Linked DNA regions of Homo sapiens: all the other regions are linked to region 1. A link is a loop called in an ENCODE intact Hi-C map of the cell type or tissue named here. Cell type or tissue: GM12878. All regions are shown on one strand.

Region 1 (5,000 bases):
GGCCGGGCGCGGTGGCTCACGCCTGTAATGTCAGCACTTTGGAAGACCGAGACCATCCTGGCTAACATGGTGAAACCCCCTCTCTACTAAAAAACAAAAATACAAAATTAGCCAGGTGTGGTGGCAGATCCCTGTAATCCCAGCTACTAGGGAGACTGAGGCACAAGAATGGCATGAACCCAGAACACAGAGCTTGCGGTGAGCCTAGATCACACCACTGCACTCTATTCTGGGTGACAGAGTGAGACTCCGTCTCAAAAATAAAAAAATGCAAGGGGAAATGCAGAAAGCTGTGAATTTGCTTAGCCCACTGAGAAGAAAGCTGTCACCAAGATCGATTATACTTTAGCAGGACAGGACGATTTTGGTCTATAAATGGCAGACAATTTTTTTTTTTTTTTTTTTGAAACGGAGTTTTGCTCTATTGCCCAGGCTGGAGTGCAGTGGCACGATCTCAGCTCACTGCAACCTCTGCCTCCTGGGTTCCAGTGACTCTCCTGCCTTAGCGTCCCAAAAAGCTGGGACTATAAGCGTGAGCCACCATGCCCAGCCAGACAACTTCTTATATGCTGTGGACACACCTCTCTGATATAGGAGATATTTTATTACTTTTTTTTGTTTAAACAAACCCCACATAGGATAGAGGTCATTGTGCCAAAAATACCTACTCTGCTTCCCTTTTTCCAAAGTGAAGTTTCAGATGCTCCAATGTTTAAAAAAGACATGAAGTAGGGCAAACAACTGTAATAATATCTAAGCTGCCAACTCAATCATTTTGGGACTGAAGTGAGAGTTTGAACAAAGAAGTAAAAACAAAGTCAAAATTGCTTCCCTTCGAGAAGCTCCATAGTAGGTAATATTTCCTTTAATCCTCCCAACAAGCCTGTGAAATCTCTGCCACTATCACCAATTTTATAGATGAGGATGCTGAGGCAGAGGTGAAGTTCACAAGGCTGCTATGTAGTTGAGCTGGAATTTGAGCCCAGGTCTGTTTGGCTCAAAGTCTTGCTCTTTCTGTCATGCACCAAGTTGCCAATGAGCTCCTGTAGGAATTTACTAACAGAGCTTTGGCTTAGCCACTATACTAAAATCCAAACATGTACCACACTAACCAGTTTCCTGAGGTGAAAAGAAGGTACATTATTTTGGGTGTGCCTGGCACCTTGCAGTCTGGTCTCTAAGCTCAGCAATTTAGGGGCTGGCCAGGGGGATGGCATCTTTATGCTAACAAGATCCCAGAGTCCCAGCCTCTGAGATCCATTTCACCAACAGCTGGGAGGAAAGGGACTGACCGTGGGTGGAGATACATGGATAAATCTACATCGTCTCCTAAATATGCTCAGTGAATGTGCTTGCTGTGTGCTCCCCCGGCCCCCATGCCCTGAACAACTCTTTTTATTTTATTTTTTTAAGACGGGTTCTCTCTCACTCTGTCGCCTAGGCTGGAGTGCAGTGCTGTGATCTCGGCTCACTGCAACCTCCACCTCCCGGGCTCAAGCGATTATCTTGCCTCAGCCTCCCAAGTAGCTACAATTACAGGTGTGCACCACCATGCCTGGCTAATTTTTGCAGTTTTAATAGAGATGGGGTTTTACCATGTTGGCCAGGCTGGTCTGAAACTCCTGGCCTCCTGATCCGCCTGCCTTGACCTCCCAAAGTGTTGAGATTACAGGCGTGAGCCACCACGTCCAGCCCCCTGAACACCTCTTAATACCAGCTCTTCCCTGGATCTAAGGAACCCAGAAATTAGCTGTATACACCCCTGCTGCAGCCACAGCCAAACTAGTTAGTGCGTTCTCTGTGCTAGGTGTGAACTCTGCAACTTTCTGAGGTAGGGGCTATAATTAGTCCCATTTTACAGAGGGGAAAATAGAGGCATGAAGTCCCTAAAGGTTCTAATCCAGGATCACTGATAAAGTAAACGGCATAGCCTTGAGTCAAACCCAAGCCTGCACAACTGCCGCCCTCCTTACTGATGAGGCCATTCTGCTTGTACCTTTAATGTGAAAGTCATAAACAAGCTTTACCCCCAACCCTGACAGTACGGCTTGTTTCCTGCTGCATTAGTAATTTCTCAACCTGTCTTCCCAGAACGAGCTAGTGAGAAAAACATCCTCAACTCTGTCACAGCAAGTTCTCATGCATAAAAAAGAAAAAAACATGAAATCCTGTTCTTACTCAGCAAGCCGTAACCTCCTTTATCTTCTGAGTGATGTGTGCTAAGCCAGGAGATTCTGCGCTCACAGGCGAGTGCCAGCACCAAAGCTGGGCTGTGTTCACCCTTCTCTCTGGTCCAGGCAAAACATCCTGGGTGTGTTAGATGAATGAAGACAAAGGGCTCAGCTCATGGGCAATCAAATTAGGAACGGGATAGCTCCGAGTGCGTGTCGAACAGGTATCAAAGACCCCTTTTCTCAGCCGGGGTCAAAGCTCTCAGAAGTTCCTTAACCCTCCCCAGCCCCATTTTCTAGCCCTTTCTTCAATTAACCTCAAAGAAGGGGAGATGGGTAGGACCTTGGACAGCACCAATAGGGCTCCCATGGCCGATCTAAGCACTGAGAGGCCAAAGTGGCGGCAAGGCTTACACAGTGGCTGCGGCCTCTATACTCTGAGGACCTCCAGAGGAGACACACAGTGGTGGAAGACGAGCGTGACCAAGCCTGGCTTTGTTTACAAGGGGCACAGAGGACCCACAGTTACAATGCAGGACCTGGAAAGCCCCAGCCCTGAAGATATTCAAGACTGCTCTGTAAGTGCTTCATGTTGGTGTGACTGACAGTGACAAAGGGTAGAGGCTTGCCAATCGTGCATACCCAGCTCACACTCCCCATGCTGCCACGTCCCAGCTGTGAGACTATGGCTTGGCCACTTCACTCTGTGAGACTCAGTTTCCTCATCTGGAAAAAAGGGACAGTAACACTAACCTCAAAGAAAGGATGTGTTAATAAATGAAAAGCTGGCCAGGCGCAGTGGCTCATGTAATCCCAGCACTTTGGGAGGCCGAGATGGGTGAATCACTTGAGGCCAGGAGTTCGAGACCAGCCTGGCCAACACGAAACCTCATCTCTACTAAAAATACAAAAATTAGCTGGGCATGGTGGCACATGCCTGTAATCCCAGCTACTTGGGAGGCTGAAGCACAAAAGTCGCTTGAGCCCAGGAGGCAGAGGTTGCAGTGAGCTGAAATCACACCACTGCACTCCAGCCTTGGTGACAGAGTGAGACTCTGTCTCAAAGAAATGAAAAGCTCCTGGCCTAATACCTGGACCCTGGCGGGTGCTAAATACATGTTGGTTTCTCCTCCCTCTCTCTTTTTCTTGACTGTGGAGTCCCAGTGCTTTGTAGCTGGTTTTATAAGACCCAACGAGCCAGCTTCTCAGGCCAGGTCTGGGCTTCTCAACCTTCACACTAATGACGTTCAGGTCAGATAACTCTGCTGTGCAGGGAGGAGGCCATCCTGTGAGGTGTAGGATGCTCAGTACATCCCTTGCCTCTACCCACTAGATTCTCGTGGCACTGTCCCCCATGGTTGGGACAATCAAAAATGTCTGCATTCACTCCCAGCTGTGCCTGGAACTGGGGAGTAAGGCAAAATTGCCCTTAGTTAAAAACCAGAGGGGTAGACGCAGAAAGAAAGCCACTTGGGTTTAGTAGGGCAAGGGGCAGTGAGTGACAGGGGAGTGGCAACGCCAAGAAAAGCAGAATCAAAGATCCTCCGACAGCCCGTCTGCAGGGAACTCCTTCAGGTGAATTTTACCCATGAATGGAATTTGCTTTTTGAATTTAACAGGTGACAATACCAGACTTCTTTTTCAACCCTAATAACCTGTGACCAATTTCCCTGAACTGACACAACTGCCCTCCAAAGACCCACTTTTCTTGCTGAGCTGCTAAAAGCAAAACAAACCCCGAAAACAAAAACCAAAGCCTCCCTAATCTGCGTTCTTTCTACAGGCAACCGAGTGCAGCCGCTGGCTACACAGAGGACAAGAAGCAAAAGAAGCTGCCACAGAGAAGGTGTGAGAGGTGCAGGAAACCTCTCCAAAGACCAGGACATTTGGCTGGGCACAGAGGCCCTCATTAGGAGCACGTCTCCCACACGGAGAAAGACGGCAGGTGTGCCGGCGGTGCTTGGGCACTGAGCAGACATCTCTAGCCCGACGATTACTCCAATGGACCCTTTCTCATGGAGCCCACACTCTTATGAAGACCTCAGTCAGAACCGCAGAGGCCGCGCTGCCCTGAGGCCTGGTGTTGGAGCTGTCCTGGTTAGCACCTTGTCATCGCGATCCCCTGGGGTCAAGTGGGATCCCCTGCTGCCCTCACTCTGCACTGCTTCACATGTTAAACAGACTTATGCACCAAAGTCCCCTTTTGCCCTGGAAGGCTTTTAAGGTACAGTGGACCCCATGTGGCCCACAGATGTTTTAAGCAAACAAAGGAGTTTCCAACCAACTTAAACATCAGATTTTATATGAAGATGTGCATTTCTGCCACGTCTTGAAAAGGTCAAGGACTTCTATCCAGCTAGCTGCAGTCCTATATAACAGGAATCAGCCTGGTGAGGAGTGGCTGATCCCTTTTGATGGGGCCTATGAGCTGCACTCCACACCACTCCCTGCTGACAACTCAATGGCTTAATTCACTTATATGACCCACCCAGACCTACAGGCACCTGAGTTTGCCAAGGCATCCAGTCGACAGAGGTAAATTTGGGGTGCCTATTGATGCTGGAAGATCACAGAACCAAGGCCCCAATTTGGGGTGTCAGTCCAGGTAGCGGGGTGTCTCCTCCCTCCAAATAATATACCTGGTTGATAATGACGAGGCTAAGAAAGTAAGAAATGAGGACAAAAGGCTGCAGTGGCTGACGGGCTGCTCTCTGATGTGACAAGTCTGTCCAGGAACCCCACTGCTGGGGATGGGGGTGGGGAGGTGCAACATTAGTGTCTCACCTCCTGTGGGGTGGAAATATGCATCAACACATCACAAAAGGGGCG
Region 2 (5,000 bases), 280 kb before region 1:
CAGGAATACAATAGGGCATGGTGGGGGCTGTGGAAAAACAGGGGACCACATGTCCTATCTACAGGGATCAGCTTCTGCCAGTTTCTGGAGGCACAAGTCTGAGCTTTTGTGTATCATCTCCCAATTGTCAAATGTTGCTAGAAAATTAAAATGTAAAACCCTGTGTAGAATAAACAAACCATATCTGCTACCCATTTGCTCTTCTGATCTAACGCAGTGCCTCCATTATTTATTTATTTTTATTTTTTGAGATAGAGTCTCACTCTGTCACCCAGGCTGGAGTGCAGTGGTGCAATCTCAGCTCACTGCAACCTCCACCTCCCAGGTTTAAGCGATTCTCATGCCTCAGTCTCCCGAATAGCTGGGACTAATGGCATGCGCCACCACACCCAGCTAATTTTTGTATTTTTAGTAGAAACGGGCTTTCACTATGTTGGGCAGTTTGGTCTCAAACTACTGACCTCAAGTGATCCACCCACCTTGACCTCCCAATGTGCTGGGATTACCAGTGTGAGCCATCATGCCCAGCCAGTGCCCTCTTTTTTTAAAGATCAAGTGGCTTGGGCTCAGAAGGGTTATGTGATGGGTTCATTGTTCACATTTGGCAGAGCCATAACCAGAATTCGGCTTTTCTCACTTCAAAATCCCTCAAAATCTGCTTGTTCAAAAATTAAATCATGGGCCAGATGCAGTGGCTCATGCCTGTGATCCCAGCACTTTGGGAAGCCAAGGTGGAAAGATCGCTTGAGCCCAGGAGTCTGAAATCACCCTGGGCAACATAACAAGACTTCGTATCTACGGAAAATAATTAGCAGGTGTGGTGGCACCCACCTTAGTCTCAGCTACTTGGGAGGCTGAGGTGGGAGAATTGCTTGAGCCCAGGTGTTCAAAGCTGCAGTGAGCTGACATTGTGCCACTGGACTCCAGCCTGGATGACAGAGCAATACCCTGTCTCAAAAAATGAAGAAAAGAAAGGAAAAAAAGAAAACTAAATATTTTTCATTATTTCTTTATTTTATTTTATTTTATTATTATTTTTTTGATACATAGTCTTGCTCTGTCACCCAGGCTAGAGTGCAGTGGAGTGACCTTGGCTCATTGCAACCTCCGCCTCCCAGGTTCAAGCAATTCTCCTGCCTCAGCCTCCTGAGTAGCTGGGATTATAGGCGCACACCACCACACCCGGCTAATTTTTGTATTTTTAGTAGAAATGGGGTTTCTCCATGTTGGCCAGACTGGTCTCAAACTCCTGACCTCAGGTGATCCACCTGCTTTGGCCTCCCAAAATGCTAGGACTACAGGCATAAGCCATGGCGCCCAGACTCTTTTTCTTTCTTTCTCTTCTTTTTTTTAAGATAAAATTGACTTTTCCCAGTATCCCATTTCTAAGAGCAGAATCATTTTTTCTCGATTTTCTCAGGCTAGAAACCCAAGCCTGTGATTTCTGTCTTGCTGTCTTTCTCATTGCATCCCTCCCTTCATTTCTTCTTCATTCCGACTTCCAGACCCTTACATTTAGCCACTTCAGGGCTCAGTTGCTCTCCTCATGCTCAGTTCCTTTCAACCACAACCATGGTTTGTCTGTCTTAAAACAGCTCCTCTACCTAGCTGATACGGTTTTGCTGTGTCCCCACCCAAATCTCATTTTGAATTGGAACAGTCCCCACGTGTCAAGGGCAGGGAGAGGTGGAGATAATTGAATCATAGAGGCGGTTTCCCCCATAGTGTTCTCGTGGTAGTGAATAAGTCTCATGAGATCTGATGGTTTTATAAATGGGAGTTCCCCCGCACACGCTCTCTTGCCCGCCACCACGTAAGATATCCCTTTGCTCTTCCTTTGCCTTCCACCATGATTGTGAGGCCTCCCCAGCCATGTGGAACTGTGAGTCCATTAAACCTCTTCCCTTTGTAAATTACCCAGTCTTGGGTATGTCTTTATTAGCCGCATGAAAATGGACTAATACACTAGTACTCAAGGTTCTCCACCATCTGGCCCCATTAACCACCCAGGGATGTATTCTCTTCCCTTCCCTCCTCGCACAGTCTGTTACCCACTCTCACCTCCAGGGGGCGCGCAAGACCCTCCTCCCTTTCCGCCAGTTGACTTTGTTGACCAAAGATCGCAATTGAGCCACATTAAGGGGATGAAGGCAGAGCACAAGATCAGAAGTAAATTCTGATTCCTCCCCCTCTTGAAAGCATCCTGGCCAGTTTCATCTATTTCATACAGGTTAAATAATGTATTTAACATTTAATATAAATTAACTTATTTTAATTAATATAAATTAATTTAATTAATAAATTAATTATTGATGTAAATTAATGTTTAATGCTGATAATAATAACAGTTACTTTTTTTATGAGACAGAGTCTCGCTCTGTTGCCCAGGTTGGAGTGCAGTGGCGCGATCTTAGCTCACTGCAGCCTCCCTCTCCAGGGTTCAAGCAATTCTCCTGCATCAGCCTCCCTAGCAGCAGCTGGGATTACAGGAACGCACCACCATGCCTGGCTAATTTTTGTATTTTTTGTTGAGACAGGGTTTCACCATGTTGGCCAGGCTGGTCTCAAACTCCTGACCTCAAGTGATCTGCCTGCCTCCACCTCCCAAAGTGCTGGGATTGCAGGCGTGAGCCACTGTGCCTGGCCCAGGTACCATTTTTGAGAGCTAACCACGTGCAGGTCAATGTGTGTTTTCCTGCAGTTTCTTATTTCATTTCCCCCAAAACTCTATGAAGTATTTCATTTTGAAGATGAAGACACTGTGGTTGAGAAAGACTAGGGGACTTATTCAAGGTTATATGGCCAGTGGTGGGGCTGAGATGCTACCCAGTTCTGTGGCCTCCAAGCTCTCAATCTACGTGTGATGCCTTCCCACAGCCCTGGTGGTGGGACCCACGTCTAACTTCTTTGCATCCTTCACGCTGCCTCAGATTTCTCATCCATCAAATGGCAACAATAACAATCTGTATTAGTTTCCCATGGCTGCCATTATACAGTACCACAAACTGGGTGACTTAAGATAGCAGAAATAGACTCACTCTCATATCTGGAGGCCAGGAGTCTGTGATCAAGGTATTGGTGGTGCCATACTTCCTCTAAAGGCTCCAGGGGAGAATCCTTCCTTGTCTTGCCTCTTCCTAGTTTCTGGTGTTTTGTTTTGTTTTGTTTTGTTTTGTTTTTGAGATGGGAGTTTCACTCTTGTTGCCCAGGCTGGATTGCAGTGGTGTAATCTCGGCTCATTGCAACCTCTGCCTCCCCGGTTCAAGCAATTCTCCTGCCTCAGCCTCTCAAGTAGCTGGGTCTACAGGCTTGTACCACCATGCCCAGCTAATTTTGTATTTTTAGTAGAGACAGGGCTTTTCCATGTTGGTCAGCCTGGTCTTGGACTCCTGACCTCAGGTGATCCACCCACCTCAGCCTCCCAAAGTGCTGCGATTAAAGGTGTGAGCCACGACGCCCAACCAGTTTTGTTTTTTTAATGGTCTTGCTCTGTTGTCTAGGCTAGAGTGCAGTGGTGTGATCTCAGCTCACTGCTACCTCTGCCTCCTAAGCTCAAGCAATTCTCCCGCCTCAGCCTCCTGAGTAGCTAGGACCACAAGTGCACACCATCACACTCAGGTAATTTTTAAAATTTTATTGCAGAGACAGGTTCTCGTTATGTTGCCCAGGCTGCAATTCTCCCACCACAGCTTCCCAAAGTGCTGGGATTACAGGCGTGAGCCGTCATGCTGGGCCCTAGATTCTGGTGTTTTCTGTTATCCTTGATATTCCTTGTCTTATAGATGCATCCTAGCCACACACTCTAATCTCTGTGGTTGTCTTCACATTGCTTTCTCTGTGTGTCCTCTTCTCTTCTTAAAAGACATCAGCCCAGGCACGGTGGCTCATGCCTGTAATCCCAGCACTTTGGGAGGCCTAGGCAAGAGGATCACTTGAGCCGAGGAGTTAAAGACCAGCTGGGCAACATGACATCCAATCAGAAACTCCCAGAGTGAAGTCTTAGGACGAATATGCTTGAAAAGCTCCCCAGGAAATTGTAATGTGCAGCCAGGATTAAGAACCACTAATTGAGACTAATATGCTCAGAGTCTGAAGAGAGAAAATCCAGAATCCTGATGTTGGAGTGCCTCTAGCTACAGACCTTATTTCTCCAGAATATTATATCCTCAATTAAAAAAAAAAAAAAAAAAAAAACAGGCTAGGCCAAGCCTGGTGGCTCACGTCTGTAATCCCAGCACTTTGGGAGGCCGAGGTGGGTGGATCACTTGAGGTCTGGAGTTTGAGACCAGCCTGGCCAAAATGGCAAAACCCCATCTCTACTAAAAATACAAAAAAAAAAAAAAGAAAGAAAATTAGCTAAGCATGGTGGCAGGTGCCTGTAATCCCAGCTACTCGGAAGGCTGAGGCAGGGAGAACTGCTTGAACCCAGGAGGTAGAGGTTGCAGCGAGCTGAGATTACACCATTGAGATTACACTCCAGCCTGAGTGACAGAGCAAGACTCCATCTCAAACAAACAAACAAAATCTAAAAAAAAACAAGCTAGTGCTTTGGGAAGATAAAAACCAGCAAGACTTGACAGATTCAGACATGTGTTCCTTTTCTTAGGAAACAAGAGAAGGAACACTCTATAATTTTTTTGTTGTTGTTTGTTTTTTTAAGATGGAATTTCACTCTTGTTGCCCAGGCTGGAGTGCAATGATGCAATCTCGGCTCACTGCAACCACTTCCTCCTGGGTTCAAGCAATTCTCCAGCCTCAGCCTCCTGAGTAGCTGAGATTACAAGCACCTGCCACCACGCCTGGCTAATTTTTGTATTTTTAGTAAGGAAGGAATTTCACCATGTTGGCCAGGCTGGTCTCCTGACCTCAAGTGATCTACCCACCTCAGCCTCCCAAAGTGCTGGGATTACAGGCATGAGCCACCGTGCCTGGCCAAAAATTTTTTTTAGAAGATATCAGTCATTGGATTTAGGGCCCACTCCAATCCAGTATGAGTATTA
Region 3 (5,000 bases), 210 kb before region 1:
TCCAAATGTTTTTCTTTGTTTTTATTTTATTCTGGTGCAGTTTTTGAAAGCACTTCATTTTTGGCATGTGTTTTAGTTTGCAAGATTTTATATATATAAATATATATTATATATCATATAATATATAAACATATACATAATATATAATATAAATATATATACTATATATATAAATTTTCATACCATTACATACTGTCTTTTTATTCATTTGTTTACCTGCCAGGATAGACTTCTAACTGATTTTCAGAATTTAATAAATTTGATCTACTCAGAGCTGACACAGATTGATTTATTCCCAACAATCTAAAGGCAACTGTGGTTGAACAGAAGGCCGTTAGAGAGAATTAAGTGAGGGCTGTCAAGATTAAACAAAGCTTCCATATTTCGTGTGGTAGAGTAGGAGATAACATAAGAGTTTCTTATCAAGCATGACAACTCATTAAACCCCTAACAGTGATTCAGGAGCCAGTTTATGTCATAAACTAACATCAATTAGGCTTTTTAAGAGCCAGAAGATGCTTTTCACACCAAAATCCAGTTACAGCCTGTGATGTTTTTTTAATAGACTTTCTTAAAGAAAGCAGGAGCCTTTTTATATTCAAACAGCACTTTAACCTCTGCTCTATTCTCATTGTGTTTAAGTTTATAAACCAGAACTAGTTTATTACGAGGAAGCTTTAATCTTCAAAGCAAAGTTGTGCTCAGTAATTTGGGATAGAGTGGGAAATGCTTTGACCTGGGGAGTCAGACAAAACTGGGTTTGAATTCTATGACTTTGGTGGCTCTAGGAAGCTTGCTTTTTACTTCCTATTCAGAGCTTCCTAGCACAGACATTTCTCATTTATTTTATCACTGAGTCCTGAAAATCTTACTGAGGATTAGGTATTGGGCTACAATTTCTTTTTAAGTTTTAAATGTTTCAGCATCTTAGAAAAACTGAAAAGCATAAAAAAACACCAAAAATAGTCTAAAGATTAATATAACGCATACACATGCATCCCTAGCCAGCTTCAGAAGTAAAACATTATCAGTCCTATTTAAGCCTCCTGTGTGCCAGTTTTAGTTAGGGATAAGGGCATGTGACAAGAAAATGCAAAGAACAGTGGCATATGTTAAGAGTTTATTTTTCTCTCAGGTAATGAGACATTTGGAGACATGGGTTCCTGGGACCCGGGACTTCCTAGCTTTCTGCTCCTTCATCTTTAGGGTATGGCTGTTGTCTTTGTGCTTACAAAATGGCTGCAGGAGCTGCAGCCATCACATCTGTATTCTACGAAGGAGGAAAGGTCAGTAGCAAAAGGACTTTTCAAGGAGGTCTATCCAATGACTTTTACTCTAGAGACCAGAATTGTACTGAAAAATGTAATATATTTTCATGTTGTGGCTGGTTGGATCTTCTATCCTGATCACTAAAACTTTCTTCATATCAGCCATAAGGCTGTTTCACTTTCCTATCATTTGTGTGTTTACTGGAGTAGCACTGTTAATTTCCTTAAGAACACTCTGCTGGAACACTTGCTGCCAACAAAAAGAAGGGTTATTAGATAGGAAGGTAGCCACCTCTCCCTGAGAACATTCCTCTGCTTCCCTCCAGAGGTAAGTATTATCTTTAAGAGTTTTGGGTTTTTGATTGTATCTCTCTATATTTTTATTACAGGCATACCTTATTTTATTGGGCTTCTCTTGATTGTACTTTATAGATACTGTGTTTTTTTACATATTGAAGGTTTGTGGCAACCATGCATCCAGCATCATTTTTTCTGTTTTTTTTGTTGTTGTTGTTTGTTTGTTTGTTTTTCCTTTTTTGAGACAGAGTCTTGCTCTGTCACCCAGGCTGGAGTGCAGTGGCACAGTCTTGGCTCGCTGCAACCTCCACCTCTCAAGTTCAAGGATTTCTCCTGCCTCAGCCTCCCGAGTAGCTGGTATAGACATGAGGCACCACGCCTGGCTAATTTTTGTACTTTTAGTAGAGACAGGATTTCACCATGTTGGCCTGGCTGGTCTTAAACTCCTGACCGCAAGTGATCCGCCCACCTCAGCCTCCCAAAGTACTGGGACTATAGGCGTGAGCCACTGCGCCCGGCCTCTGTTAGCATCATTTTTTCAACAGCATATTCTTACATCTTGGTAATTCTTGCAATATTTTGAACTTTTTCTTCTTTACTATATCTGTTATGGTGATCTGTGATCGGTGATCTTTGATGGTGTGATCATTCTGGGGTGCCACAAACCATGTCCATTTAAGGTGGCAAATATAATAGATAAATGGGTGTGTTCTGACTGCTCCACTGAGTGGCCATTTCCCTGTCTCTCTCCCTCTTTTGGGGCCTCCTTATTTCCTGAATCACACTAATAATGAAATTAGGTCACTTACTAACCCTATACTGGCTTCTAAGCGTTCAAATGAAAGGAAGAGTCATACATCCTTTGCCTTAAATAGAAAGCTAGAAATGATTAAGCTTAGTGAGAAAGGTATGTCAGAAACTGAGAGAGGCTGAAAGCTAGGCTTCTTGTGCCAAACAGCCAGGTTGTGGTTGCAAAGGAAAAGTTCTTAAAGGAAACTAACAAGTGCTAGCGATTCCTCTAAACACATAAATGATAAGAAAGTGAAACAGCCTTATTGCTGATATGGAGAAAGTTTTAGTGGTCGGGATGGAAGATCAAACCAGCCACAACATTCCCTTAAGCCAAAGTCTAAGGTTCACGAGGTTTAAGGAAAGAAGCCATCTCCACAACAGAAACGTTTAATGTATTTAAGAAATACGTTTCATAAAGCTGTAGCTGCCATAGATAGTGACTCCTTGGATGGATCTGGGCAAAGTAAACTGAAAACCTTCTGGAAAGGATTCACCATTCTAGATGCCATTAAGAACATTCGTGATTCTGCCAGGCGCGGTGCCTCATGCATGTAATCCCAGCACTTTGGAAGCCCAAGGCAGGCAGCTCATTTGAGGTCAGGGGTTCAAGACCAGCCTGGTCAACATGATGAAATCCCCCGTCTCTACTAAAAATACAAAAATTAGCCAGGTATGGTGGCGGATGCCTGTAATTCAAGCTACTTGGGAGGCTGAGAGGAGAATCACTTGAACCTGGGAGGCGGAGGTTGCAGTGAGCTGAGATTGCACCACTACACTCTAGCCTGGGTGTAGAGTGAGACTCCATCTAAAACAAACAAACAAACAAAATTTGTGATTCGTGGGAGGAGGTTAAAATATTAACATTAACAGGAGTTTGGAAGAAGTCGATTCCAGTCATCATGGATGACTTCGAAGGGTTTAAGACTTCAGTAGAAGACAGAACTGCAGATGTGGTAGAGATAGCAAGACAGCTGGAATTAAAAGTGGAGTCTGAAGATGTGACTGAATTGCAATCTCATGATCAAAACTTGAACAGATGAGGAGTTGCGTCTTATGGAATGAAGAAAGAGAGTGGTTTATTGGGATGGAATCTACTCTTGGTGAAGATGCTGCGAACATTGCTGAAATGACAACAAAGAATTTAGAGTATTCCATAAACTCACAATGCAGTGGCATTGTTTCAGATAATTCACTGCAATTTGGAAGGACATTCTGTAGATGAAATGCTATTAAACAAAACAGCTTTACATGCTACAGAGAAATCTTTCATGGAAGGAAGAGTCAGTTGATACAGACAACTTCATGGTTGTCTTATTTTAAGAAATTGCCCCAGCCACCCCACCTTTCAGCAGCTAGCGTCCTCATCAGTCAGAGGTCATGAACATCAAGGCAAGGCCCTCTACTAGCAAAAAGATTGTGATTCACTGAAGGCTCAGATGATTGCTAGCATTTTTTTTTTTAGCAATAAAGTATTTTTAATTAAGGTATGTATTTTTTTTAGACATAATGCTATTGCATACTTTTTTTTTTTTTTGAGATGGAGTCTCGCTCTGTTGTCCAGGCTGGAGTTCAGTGGTGAGATCTCTGCTCACTGCAGCCTCTGCCTCCTGGGTTCAAGTGATTCTCCTACCTCAGCCTCCTGAGTAGCTGGGATTATAGGCGTGCACCACCACAACCGGCTAATTTTTTATTTTTAATAGAGACAGAGTTTCACCATGTTGGTCAGGCTGGTCTAGAACTCTTGACCTCATGATCCGCCCACCTCAGCCTTCCAAAGTGCTGGGATTACAGGCATGAGCCACCGCGCCCGGCCAGTCTTGCATACTTAATAGACTACAGCGGAGTGTAAATATAACTTTTATATGCACTGGGAAACCAAAGAATTTGTGTGACTTGCTTTATTGAGATACTTTATTGTCGTGGCCTGGAACTGAATCTGCAATATCTCTGAGGTATGCTTTTAATATTTGTATGTATTCCTCAGAAATATATAAGCTTATTTCACATGTTTTTAAACTGTGTGTAAATGGTATCGTATCTCACATATTTTCTTTTACAGATTTGTTTCCCTGTATGTTAGAAAGCCTTCTGTATTCATATGGATCATTCATATGGATCATTCTAGTTCATTTATTTTCATTGTTGTAGAGTATTACCATATATGAGTATAACACAATTTAGTTAACCATTGTGCTGTGTTTGGGCATAGGTTGTTTTCAGCCTTTTGCTACCACAAATTATGCCACTATGAGTGAGCTTTCTCCTTTGTTACTGTGCCCATATGCAAGAGATTCTGGAATAATCACTTCAGCATTCCAGGATATTGCTAGATTTTGTCTACGAAATGGTATGTTAATTTATACGCATAGCAGAAATGTGTGCGAATGTCCACTGGCTGTTTCCTCACCGACACTTTCAGTTGTTGGGCTTCTAATTTTGACCAGTCTCTTGGGTGTGAGACGGGCACTGCGTGGTGTTCCTCTTTTAGGTTTATGGAGATATAATTGGCAGACATTTAAAAATGCGCACACAGTGAACAGTTTTTCAGTAGCTTTATTGGGTTATATGTTATATTTAACATGCAATGAACTGCACACGTTTGAAGTGTGCAATTTAATAAATGTTGACATATGTATATACCTG
Region 4 (5,000 bases), 80 kb after region 1:
GGGGCAGATATGCTACAAAATGCCAACTAAGGTCCCTCTGGGCTCACAGATGGAACGTGGCTGCCACTTCCCAATGGGCCTGAGGTTTCTCCACGTGCAGTGCAGAGCCCAAGGTGAAGCTGTTAAGGCTCTCCATCCATCTACAGATGCACAGTCTTTTTTGCACAGCTGCAAGACTGTGCTTATGGTCTTTAATCTTCCTCTTTGAAAAGCATCCAATTTAGGAATTTTTGCAGTAATCATTTCAGAGTAATGAAAAACAAACAGAACAATAGAACATTTCAGATGTGATAGGCACACTCTCTGCACCTCTCTCTAATGTATGTTTAAAGAGATGTATTAGTCATCACGAGGAACCCTCTTTTGTCTCCCCACGCAATCAAATTGCACCCGTATGCAGACCACAAACATCGTAATACAGTTAATTTACCCAATGTACTCATTTCTCTCTCATAACAATGCCCGTAAGATAGCATTCAATTTTGTTTTAAAATTTCCTCACATACAAGATGGGGCTGGGATGAACATTTTTCCATCTTGCAGGCTTGCAAAGCACCACGGCAGAGGCTAACGTGTGCCATTTTGCCTGGTCCAAGTCTTTTTATGATGGGTAAATGAGGTGTGAACAGGGCCTTGCCCAAAGACCCAGAGTGAGTGGTGGAGACGTGATTTGAACCTTTGTCTTTTCCCCCACCTAATCTGTGTTCTTCCTCCAGACCACCCTGTCCTGAAGCAGTAGAGAAAGAGCTCAGGCTCTAGACAAGGCATTGAGGTATAGTGTGGGCCATTCTTGAGACCTGCCGTATCTCTGCAAAACACAGACAGATGCCTCCCAATCACTAAGAGTGGGGAGGCCCCACTCCAGAGAACAGAGGTTAAAGTGCAGGCTGTGGGAACTGCTGCCTCAATTAACCCCCGACTCCACCACCTGCCAGCTGGACAACCCTGGCCAACCTACCTTACCTTTCTGAGCATCAGTTTTAGCATCTATAGAGCGGGGATAGTATTAGCACCCACCTAAGAGGGTTGTGACATAACACATGCATAAAGCATGACCGGTGTTTATTGTACTGTTATTAGCAATTCTGGAAAGGGGTTGAACTCTCCTTAAATGCTACATGAACACACAATGTGACTTGACCTGCCCTGAATGTATTGCTACTTAGTAAGGAGAAGAAAAGGGTAAAGGGGTCTGGTCTGACATCACAGCTTACTGCCCACTAGAAGAGGGTGGCATTATGGCAAAGGAAGCCTCGAGTATCACAATCAACTCTGTCAATGCAACTCAAACACTGCTTTGGTCCTGAGATGCACAGTGTTCTCTCTGGAGGCCATCGGCAGACAAGATGCTAATGCCCCGGGCCTTCTGGGAGTTCAGAGGGTGCTCCTGAGCAGCTCCCATCAACCTAGGTACGTCTCTGTGAAGGCCAGCAGCTCAGAACCTTTCCACCTTTGGAAAAGCTCACAATCCCAATGCATCCTCTCCCTGAAAGGAGGCAATTTCACACATCCCCCCAGGCACACATGCACATACTCCACCAGATACATATACATACACATGCTACCGGGTGCACACACTATCAAGTACTCACACACGTATCCCTTCAGGCACACATGCACACACCCCATCAGATGCTCATCCATGCACACACTACCAGGTGCACACACTACCAAGTACTCACACACTGCCCCACCAGGTATACATCACTTTCGCCAGATGCACATACACACACACACACACACACACACGTGCACACATGCCACCCAGTATACACCCTTACCCCACCCCAAAACTATCCTCTACCATCATTCTCTCTCTGCTTCTTCACAGCATTTGGTATAATGAGCAATTATCTTGCCTAGTTTTTTCCAGTATCGTGCTGTATTTATTGATGCCATAGGTTGACACTGTCTGTTTACAAGATGAATCATTTGAAATGGCAGGCAATCGCAGCTGCTGACCTCAATCTGTGGTACATATCAAGACTTTATTTATTGATGGCTTGCTGTCCTCTCTCCACTGAACGTAAGCTCTGCACATTTTAAGATTTTATTCTTTTAATTGACAAATACTAATTATACATATTCTTGGGAGTACATGACCAGAGTCTTATTCACTATGCCCTAGTACCCAGACCAGTGCCTGGAAATAATGGATATTCAATACTATGAATGAATGAATGAACAAACAAATGAACAGATGAATAAATGAACATCACCTGAACATTTACTTGCAATTGTACCTTTACAAGTCTTCATCTTTACTATGCAATGAATTCCTTGAGGGCAAGAACCAAGATGGAAACCCCTAGGAGCCCTCAGTTCCTGGAGATGCCCAACGGGTGCTAGATGGGTGGGTAGGTAGATGGATGGATAAATGGAAGGAAGAGAAGGAAACAAGAAGGCAAGCAGGAAAGAAGGAAGGAGGGAGGGCTTACCCTCCATACCGGGCCACCTACATCTCATCTATCCTTGCTTATAAGCATCTGGCAGTGAGCAAAGGATGGACGCTTCTGACAGTCAAGACCAAGGTCTGCATATGCAAGTCTCTGTGTGTGGCACTGTGACACCTCCTCCAGCCTTCTGCACAAATAAAGACTTTGCAAAGCCTACTGGATGAAGTTACCGACACTCATAGCAGCGAAAACTGGGAAGTCAGAAAAGTCTCACCTAAGACAGAGGAAGAAACAGGTAGGTCCCGGGATCCACAACTCAGGGAGGGAAGAGACAAGGAACACTGGCTAATGTGGGGAGAAAGAGGACTTCCTTGGCCAGGGCTCTGGGAGCCAGAGTGGCAGCAGGTGGCCACCGCCACCTAGAGGTCAGTTACAGCCACGGCGGGTGCTGGCCAAGCCGGTATGCAGGGCTTGCCTGGTGTGTGGCTGACCAGGAATGCTGGAGGTTCTCAAAAAAAAAGTCCTTGATGGGGTAGACCCAGGGTCTGGAAGTCCCAGCCAAAAGGGCCACGAGGTGTGGGGGCTTTAGAAACCCCAGGCGTAGACCAAGCTCTAACTTGCCACCCAAATCAGACTCGGTGGGGTTCTACCAAGGAGAAGGGCGTCTTGGAGCTGGCTAACAGACTCAGGTCGTCTAGAAGGAGGAGGAAACCTTTGTCAGGAGGGACAAAACCAGCTATCTTGCCTCCTACTCCTTTTCCACACCACAGCCAGAGCAATGGTTCCCAAGTGTAAATTAAAGTCCTCCAACGGGCCAGGCGTGATGGCTCATGCCTGTAATCTCAGCACTTTGGGAGGCCGAGGCGGGTGGATCACTTGAGGTCAGGAGTTCGAGACCACTTTGGCCAAAATGGTGAAACCCCATCTCTGCTAAAAACACGAAATAATTAGCCAGGCATGGTGGTGCATGCCTATAGTCCCAGTTACTCGGGAGGCTGAGGCAGAAGTGCCTGAACCTGGGAGGCTGAGGCAGAAGTGCCTGAACCTGGGAGGCAGAGGTTGCAGTGAGCCGAGATCACGCCACTGCACTCCAGCCTGGGTGACAGGGTGAGACTCCATCTCAAAAAATAAAAATAAAAAATAAAAATAAATAAATAAATTCATTCCTCCAATGATGCGCCACTGCACTCAAGCTCAAGTCTAAATTCCCAGACGTGGCTTGCAGGGCCCTGCCTGATCTGTTCTTCCTCACCTCTCTCTTCGGGTTATTTTCGATGTTCGCTCTTCAACTGAGCAGCAAGCCACATTCGCCAGCAGCACCTGTGGCCCATGGAAACTCATAACTAGCTGTTGACTATAAGTCCCTAAACGCCATGTGCTATGTCACCTCTAGAGTTCTGGGCAGCAGTTCTCTCAGCCTCTACTCAAAGAGCTCTTTGCATCAGGTAGGAATCGCATTTGGTTCCAAAATAGCTGGGGTCTAATCACTTGGGGCTTCTTTTCTGATGGACAAGCAGTCTGCAGGGAGGCAGTCCAGAATTGGGATGGCTGCTCTCCTTAGTCATCAGGGACTGAGGCCGTCCATCTTTCTGCTCTGCGATCTTAGCTGCAGAGTTGCCATCCCCCAGGTTACCACATGGCCCAAGGCGGCTGCTGGAGTTCCACCTATCATATCTCAATTCTAGGCAACAAGAAGCAGAAAGGCAAGGCATGTACCACGCAGATGAGGTATAAGCAGCCTTTCTGGGAAGCCACAACCAATACATCTACCTATATCTTACTGGCCAGATCTTAGTTACATGGCCATATGTAGCTGCAAGGGAAGCTGAGAAATTTACTATTTTCTATGTGGGCATAATGCCCAGGGCTCTGTTACTAAGAGATAAGGAAAAAAACAACAACAAAAAAAACCCATGGCTATTTTCAGCAAGCAACTAGCAGTGTCTGCCACACTCCTATACATCCAATTACCACATCTTGATGGAAGGCCAGGGGACAAAAAAAATTCCAAAGATACCTTCCCTGCCATCTAAATGCCTACAGTCTTATTGAGGACTCAAACAAATACAGCTGAAAAGATAAATGACAATATCAAGCAGAATTAAATGAACCACAAGTCCCACTGCAGTCTTTGAAGGGTAACTTTTATGCAAAAAGCAAGAAAAGGAACAATTACTGAGGGCCAGCGAGGTGGCTCATGCCTCTAATCCCAGCAATTTGGGAGGCTGAGGCACAAGGACTGCTTGAGACCAGGAGTTCAAGACCAGCCTGGGCAACACAGTGAGACCCCATTTCTTAAAAAAAAAAAAAATTACTGAGCCCTTACTCCAGCTGGACTCCATGACAGCCACTTTGTTTGTTTTTACTTCTCTTCGTTTTCACAACAACCCTGCAAAGTAGGCATTAGGCATCTGCATTTTGTTTAAGAGGAAATAAATTGGGGTTATATGATGTGCCCAGGGTCACACCGCCAGTAAGGATTTCCAGCAAGGATGGCAAACCTGCCAAGTCTAGAGCTACCTGCCTACTCTAGTGTACAGTGGTGGTTGCCTGGGGAAGATGGTGGTCATGTGGGGGATGATTCTGAGAATGCATCTGAGTTCG
Region 5 (5,000 bases), 77 kb before region 1:
CTTTCTGATCCATGAAATGAGTATTTTCAGCTCCAAGTTACTTCAGCTATATCCTTGTTAATTGTTTCAATTACTAGGGAAAGGATTGGTTTCGTCATTCTTTTTTGTCCTCCGTATTATTAGTTTTCTGGTTCTTCTCCTTTAATGTTTTTCTGGTCTTTGGCCCTTCTGCTTTATGGGAGAAAAGGATTTTCTGAAGTCATTTGGTATCTCCAATGCTGAGTTACCCCCCCACCCCCCAACTTTTTTTTTTTTTTTAAACACACGGTCTCACCCTATGCTTTAGGCTGGAGTGTAGTGGTAAGATCATAGCCTCGATCTCCTGGGCTCGAGTGATCCTCCACAAGTATCTGGGGACTACTAGTGCATGCCACCACTCCTGGCTAATTTTTAAACTTTCGTAGAGACAAGGTCTTGCTATCTTGTCGGGGATGGTCTCAAACTCCTCAACTGGAGCAATCCTCGTGCCTTGGCCTCCGAAATTGCTGGGATTATAGGCATGAGCCACCAGGCCTGGTCTGACTCGTTCAATGTAGTTAAATCTTCTGTAACAAGGTTCTCTTATACTTTGGGGGATGGCCCCATTTAGGCAAAAATAAGATTTCTTACTATTTTCCAGTGATAAGTACTTGTTAGAACTATGATAATGGATTATATGTGCATATCATAACTCAAAGGCTTTGACACGCATTATCTGATTTGATTACCAGTCATGCATTTAAAGAGATTAGTGTATCCTTTTTCAAAGGATACACTAAGAGGTGAACTGAGGGTGTTCTGTAGCGACTTAATGTTGTAACTAGTAGGTAAAAGCAGAGAGCTAGTATTTAACTCCCAGTCCCCATATTGGCTGACCACTGAATTGCCTGGGCAGGTTCCTAAATGCTTTCTTGCCAGAGAATTCCCTAGATCTGCCTACAGAAAGCACACAGGTGTCTGTGAAAGGCAGGGGCACCCAGGGGTCAAGAGCAAAGGCTCTAGAGTGAGCATGTGTACATCTGTAAATGCTGAAAATCTGAGACAGGTTGCAGTTAATCCAGAAAGTTTATTTTGCCAAAGTTGAACACACCTGTCTGTGACACTCTCAGGAGTTCCTGACGACCTGTGCCCGAGGTGGTCAGAACACAACTGGCTTTTACACTTCCTAGGGAGACATAACACATCCATCAATACGTGCTGGATGAACATTGGTTCGGTCTGGAAAGACGGGGCAGGTCTAGAAAGGCAAGACAACTTGAAGCAAAGCTGGGAGGACTCGACGGCGCGGTGGGGGAGGGGCGGGGTGGGCTTCCAGGTCCTAGGTAGATAAGAGACAAATGGTTCCATTCTTCTGACTTTAAGTTCTTTTTTTTGGTGGTTTTTTCAATGTAACTTAAAGACTTACCGTAATTTAGAGTTTATTACCCTGAGTCTTGAGCCAACTTGGCTGACTGTGAAATGCAAGGTATATTCATGAGAGAACTGCGACTCTCACATGAAGATTTTAGTATACACGGTTAAACACTTACTGTTACTGCAGAATCAACGTTCTCTTTCTGTGATTTCAAGTTATAAACTGATAATGCATAACCTTGTCTGAAAAGAGACGATGTGCCCAAGGAGAGCACACGTGCATGATTGCAGCTTTGGCCCTGAGCACGATGCTTTTCTTTTTGGAGAGTGGATTCCAAACACAGTGGCTGTCACAAGGCTTCTCATGGACCAAGATGTTATAAATAATCGGTGCCATAAAAGAAATAGCACTGAAATGTAAATTTAACTTTCTGCAGCTTTTACTTCTATAGAAGGGTGCAACTCGTGAGTGGAGCAATACTGAGGGCATACCTGAACAAGGGATGGGAAGGGGTTTTTATTCCTGATGTAGGTAGCCCCTACTGCTGTGTCATTCCCCTATTGGCTAAGGTCGGACCACACAGTCTAAGCTAATTCCGATTGCCTATTTTAAAGAAAGCCAGGGGTATGAGTCGGAGTGGTGGGGGTGAGTAGCTTGGCAGGAAAGACGGTTACAGAACAGGTGACTAAGGATGAGTCAGGACACAGCAGGTGACCAGGGTGACTCAGGTCAAAGCAGGTGACCAGTGGAACAGATGTGAACTACTGATTAGAACTGGTGGGAAAGTTGCTCACTGAATCTAGAGGCAAGGGGGTGAAGGAAAACCACAAAAAACGTTAAAATGGAGAACAAAGAATGAGAGAGCTGAACATACTGACATAATGATTCTTTGAAGAGAAACTTGGAGTTCACTATATTTAACAAAGAGGTGGTGGAAGGCGTGGAAAGAAAAGGAACAAGCATCCTGTCTTGGTCCCTGTCCTTCAGCCCTTGAGTTCAAAGGGCAGAGGCATCGAAATGTTTGTCGGATTAATGATTAACATCTGCTGGTCTGCCGCCGTTCTCCTTGGGAGCATGGCCAAGGTCTACATCCCCTATTCTTCCCCCTCTATCTGGCTTGATCTGTGACTTTCATCTAATTTACAAACATTTGCATTGAAATGACAATCTCAAGGCTCAAAGACTTCAACCTCAAGCACCATGTAGTAGCCCAGTGAATTTTTTTTTTTTTTAAGCAGCGGGGGTGGGCTTTGGGGAGACGGGGGAATGAGTAAGAAACTTCTTGGGTCTGTTATCAGAGGCATTCGAACCAGAGCAACTCCGTCCTGAATGAGGGCTAGGAAAATGAGGCTGGAACTTGGGAGGCGGCATTCTGGACTGGTAGCTATTCTTGGCCTCTAGATGTTTCTGGTTAAGGGAACAGATTAATAACACTTAAAAATTATTGATGCCACAAAAGAAATAGCACTTGAAAATTTCCTCAAGGCAATTTTACTTCTATAGAAGGGTGACTTACAGATGGAGCAATGGCGAGAGCACAGCTGAACCAAGGGAGAGGAAGGGGTTCTTATTTCTGAGACAGGTAGCCTCTACTGCTGTCATTCCCCTATTGGCTAGGGTTGGACCACAGTGTAAGCTAATTCCGAATGGCTATTTTAAAGAGCAGTGGGTACAAGTCTGAGAAGCAGGAATGACTGCTACAGAACCGGTGACTCACGATGATTGAAGTCAGAGCAGGTAACCAGCGTTGACTCAGGATGGAGTAGGTGACCAGGGCAACACATGTGACCTACTGATTAGAACTGGTGGAAAAGCTTGTTTACTGAAACTAGGGGCAAGGAGATGAGAACGAGGAAGTTAAACTTTAAAATGGACAAAACGGGAGCCGAACGTGTACTGATAGATTGGCTCTTTGGATGGGATGTCAGAACTCATTGTACTTAACAATTGACAGGCTAAAATCTTGGAAGAGGTATTACATCCTTCAATGCTTACTAAAGAGACCCAGATGTGGGAGTGTCATGTTATCCTGATACCTTGAACAGAAGGATTCGTAATTTCGCTTCGAAGATAATACTGATTCTTGTAAAATGTAGTAATTAAGAATTATTACAAATCCTTGTAGCAGAGCATGTCTCTCATCAAGATGTTTTGTTTTTTGATGCAGTCTTGCTCTGTTGTCCAGATTGGAGTACAATGGTGCAGTCTCAGCTCATTGCAACCTCTACCTCCCGGGTTCAAGCAATTCTCCTGCCTTAGCCTCCCAAGTAGCTGGGCGCACAGGCACGTGCCACCACCCCTGGCTAATTTTTGTATTTTTTAGTACAGACTGTTTGACCATGTTGTGTAGGCTAGTCTCAAACGCATGACCTCAAGTGATCCCCCCCACCTCAGCCTCACAAAGTGCTGGGATTACAGGCGTGAATCACCATGCCCGGCCCCTCATGATCTTTTTTATTCTCTATAAACAAGCATTGTACCTAGAGTGGATGCATTCCCCTTTCTTTTGGGAATGCCCTACTCTATGGCTAACAGTACTTAGGCTACTTCCTTAATAAACATACTTTTGCTTTGCACTGTGGACTTGCCCCTGAATTCTTTTGTGCACGAGATCCAAGAAGCCTCTCTTGGGGGTCTGGATCAGGACCCCTTGCCTGTAACATTGTTACCTCCCTTTTCGACCAAAGCAGCCTCATTTTTTTTATTGCATTGTGGTGTGGAGCCCCAAAACTAGTTGGCATCTCTGGACCCCTAAAGATCTAGGTAACACTTGGTGAATTTTTAAAATCTCCCTTTTCATGGGTTTTTAGAAATTCAAAGTACTCTCCAAGATTTTCCCAAATCCCAGGTGCTTCTACCATTATTGTTACATGAAAGGGTTCCTGATGCAGTCCCGAGAGAGATGGTTCTTGGATCTCCTGCAAGAAAGAAAGAAAGCACAAGTCTGTAAAGTGAAAGCAAGGTGATTAAGAAAATCAAGGAATAAAGAATGGCTACTCAATAGACAGAGCAGCCCTGAGGGCTGCTGGTTGCCTTTTTTTATGGCTATTTCTTGACATGCTAAACAAGGGGTGGATTATTCATACCTCCCCTCTTTAGACCATATAGGGTAACTTCCAGATGTTGCCATGGCATTTGTAAGCTGTCATGGCAGTGGTGGGAGTGTAGCAGTGAGGACGGTCAGAGGCCACTTTAAGCACCATCTTGGTTTTGGTGGGTTTTGGCCGGCTTCTTTACTGCAACCTGTTTTATCAGCAAACAGGTCGGCACAAGATACAGCTATCTCATCCTGTGACTAAGTGTCTTAAGCGTCTGGGAATGCAGCCCAATAGTTTCAGCCTCATTTTATCCAGCTCCTACCCAAGATGGAGTTGCTCTGGTTCAAATCCCTCTGACACCATTATGACATCTTCTCTAATTTTCATGCTTGTGTGAAATTATTTGGGCTGAAGTGGTCAGACAGCTTGGGCTACCTTGTCACCATATTGTGCTAGGTGGAGGCTACTGCCTCTAGAAGACTGTCTATTGTGCCTTGAATACACAGCATTGACTTTGCAGGGTCATCTTGCTGGATAACATAGCACCACCCAAACAGGAGAATTGAGGCTGAGACTGGATCAGGCCCAGTGGAACATAGCGAAATGAGAATAAGCTTTCGTGTTAGAAT

The links. Peaks named below come from ENCODE experiments on the same cell type or tissue, not always from the same donor. Only the 100,000 strongest peaks of a DNase experiment are listed, where the experiment ranks them.
Region 2: it touches region 1 in a loop (4-fold over the local background); 4 of 110 quality-filtered maps call a loop at or near these places.
Region 3: it touches region 1 in a loop (5-fold over the local background); 2 of 110 quality-filtered maps call a loop at or near these places.
Region 4: a loop joins it to region 1, with 3 times the contacts of the local background. A loop is called at or near these places in 4 of 110 quality-filtered maps.
Region 5: it touches region 1 in a loop (2.4-fold over the local background); 2 of 110 quality-filtered maps call a loop at or near these places.

Annotation. Positions count from the first base shown.
Region 1 is chr16:12,533,390-12,538,389 of GRCh38, reverse strand. All of the region lies in intron 20 of SNX29 (sorting nexin 29), which reads right to left. It also overlaps a transcript of SNX29-AS3 not described here. Among named protein-coding and RNA genes, the nearest start is that of SNX29-AS3, 75 kb to the left of the region's middle. In GM12878, a CTCF peak has its summit at 2,619; DNase peaks (open chromatin) are centred at 2,129 and 2,619; H3K4me3 peaks cover 751 bases; H3K27ac peaks cover 3,691 bases.
Region 2 is chr16:12,816,607-12,821,606 of GRCh38, reverse strand. No RefSeq gene overlaps it. Among named protein-coding and RNA genes, the nearest start is that of CPPED1, 15 kb to the right of the region's middle. RefSeq lists silencers at 1,993-2,072, 4,458-4,658. In GM12878, a CTCF peak has its summit at 2,066 (motif pointing right); a DNase peak (open chromatin) is centred at 2,126.
Region 3 is chr16:12,747,774-12,752,773 of GRCh38, reverse strand. The region is part of intron 2 of CPPED1 (calcineurin like phosphoesterase domain containing 1); the gene reads left to right. The region is part of intron 1 of LOC105371090 (a long non-coding RNA gene); the gene reads right to left. Among named protein-coding and RNA genes, the nearest start is that of MIR4718, 30 kb to the right of the region's middle. In GM12878, no CTCF peak of the experiment used is centred here; a DNase peak (open chromatin) is centred at 2,463; H3K4me3 peaks cover 620 bases; H3K27ac peaks cover 1,268 bases.
Region 4 is chr16:12,453,256-12,458,255 of GRCh38, reverse strand. The region is part of intron 18 of SNX29 (sorting nexin 29); the gene reads right to left. Among named protein-coding and RNA genes, the nearest start is that of SNX29-AS2, 83 kb to the right of the region's middle. In GM12878, a CTCF peak has its summit at 2,807 (motif pointing left); no DNase peak of the experiment used is centred here.
Region 5 is chr16:12,610,878-12,615,877 of GRCh38, reverse strand. It overlaps SNX29-AS3 (SNX29 antisense RNA 3), which reads left to right and starts at 4,736. Exons shown (of 4, transcript XR_007064988.1): 1 at 4,736-5,000. RefSeq lists enhancers at 1,923-2,082, 2,263-2,402, 1,533-2,732 and a cis regulatory region at 2,893-3,272. In GM12878, no CTCF peak of the experiment used is centred here; DNase peaks (open chromatin) are centred at 2,087 and 2,407.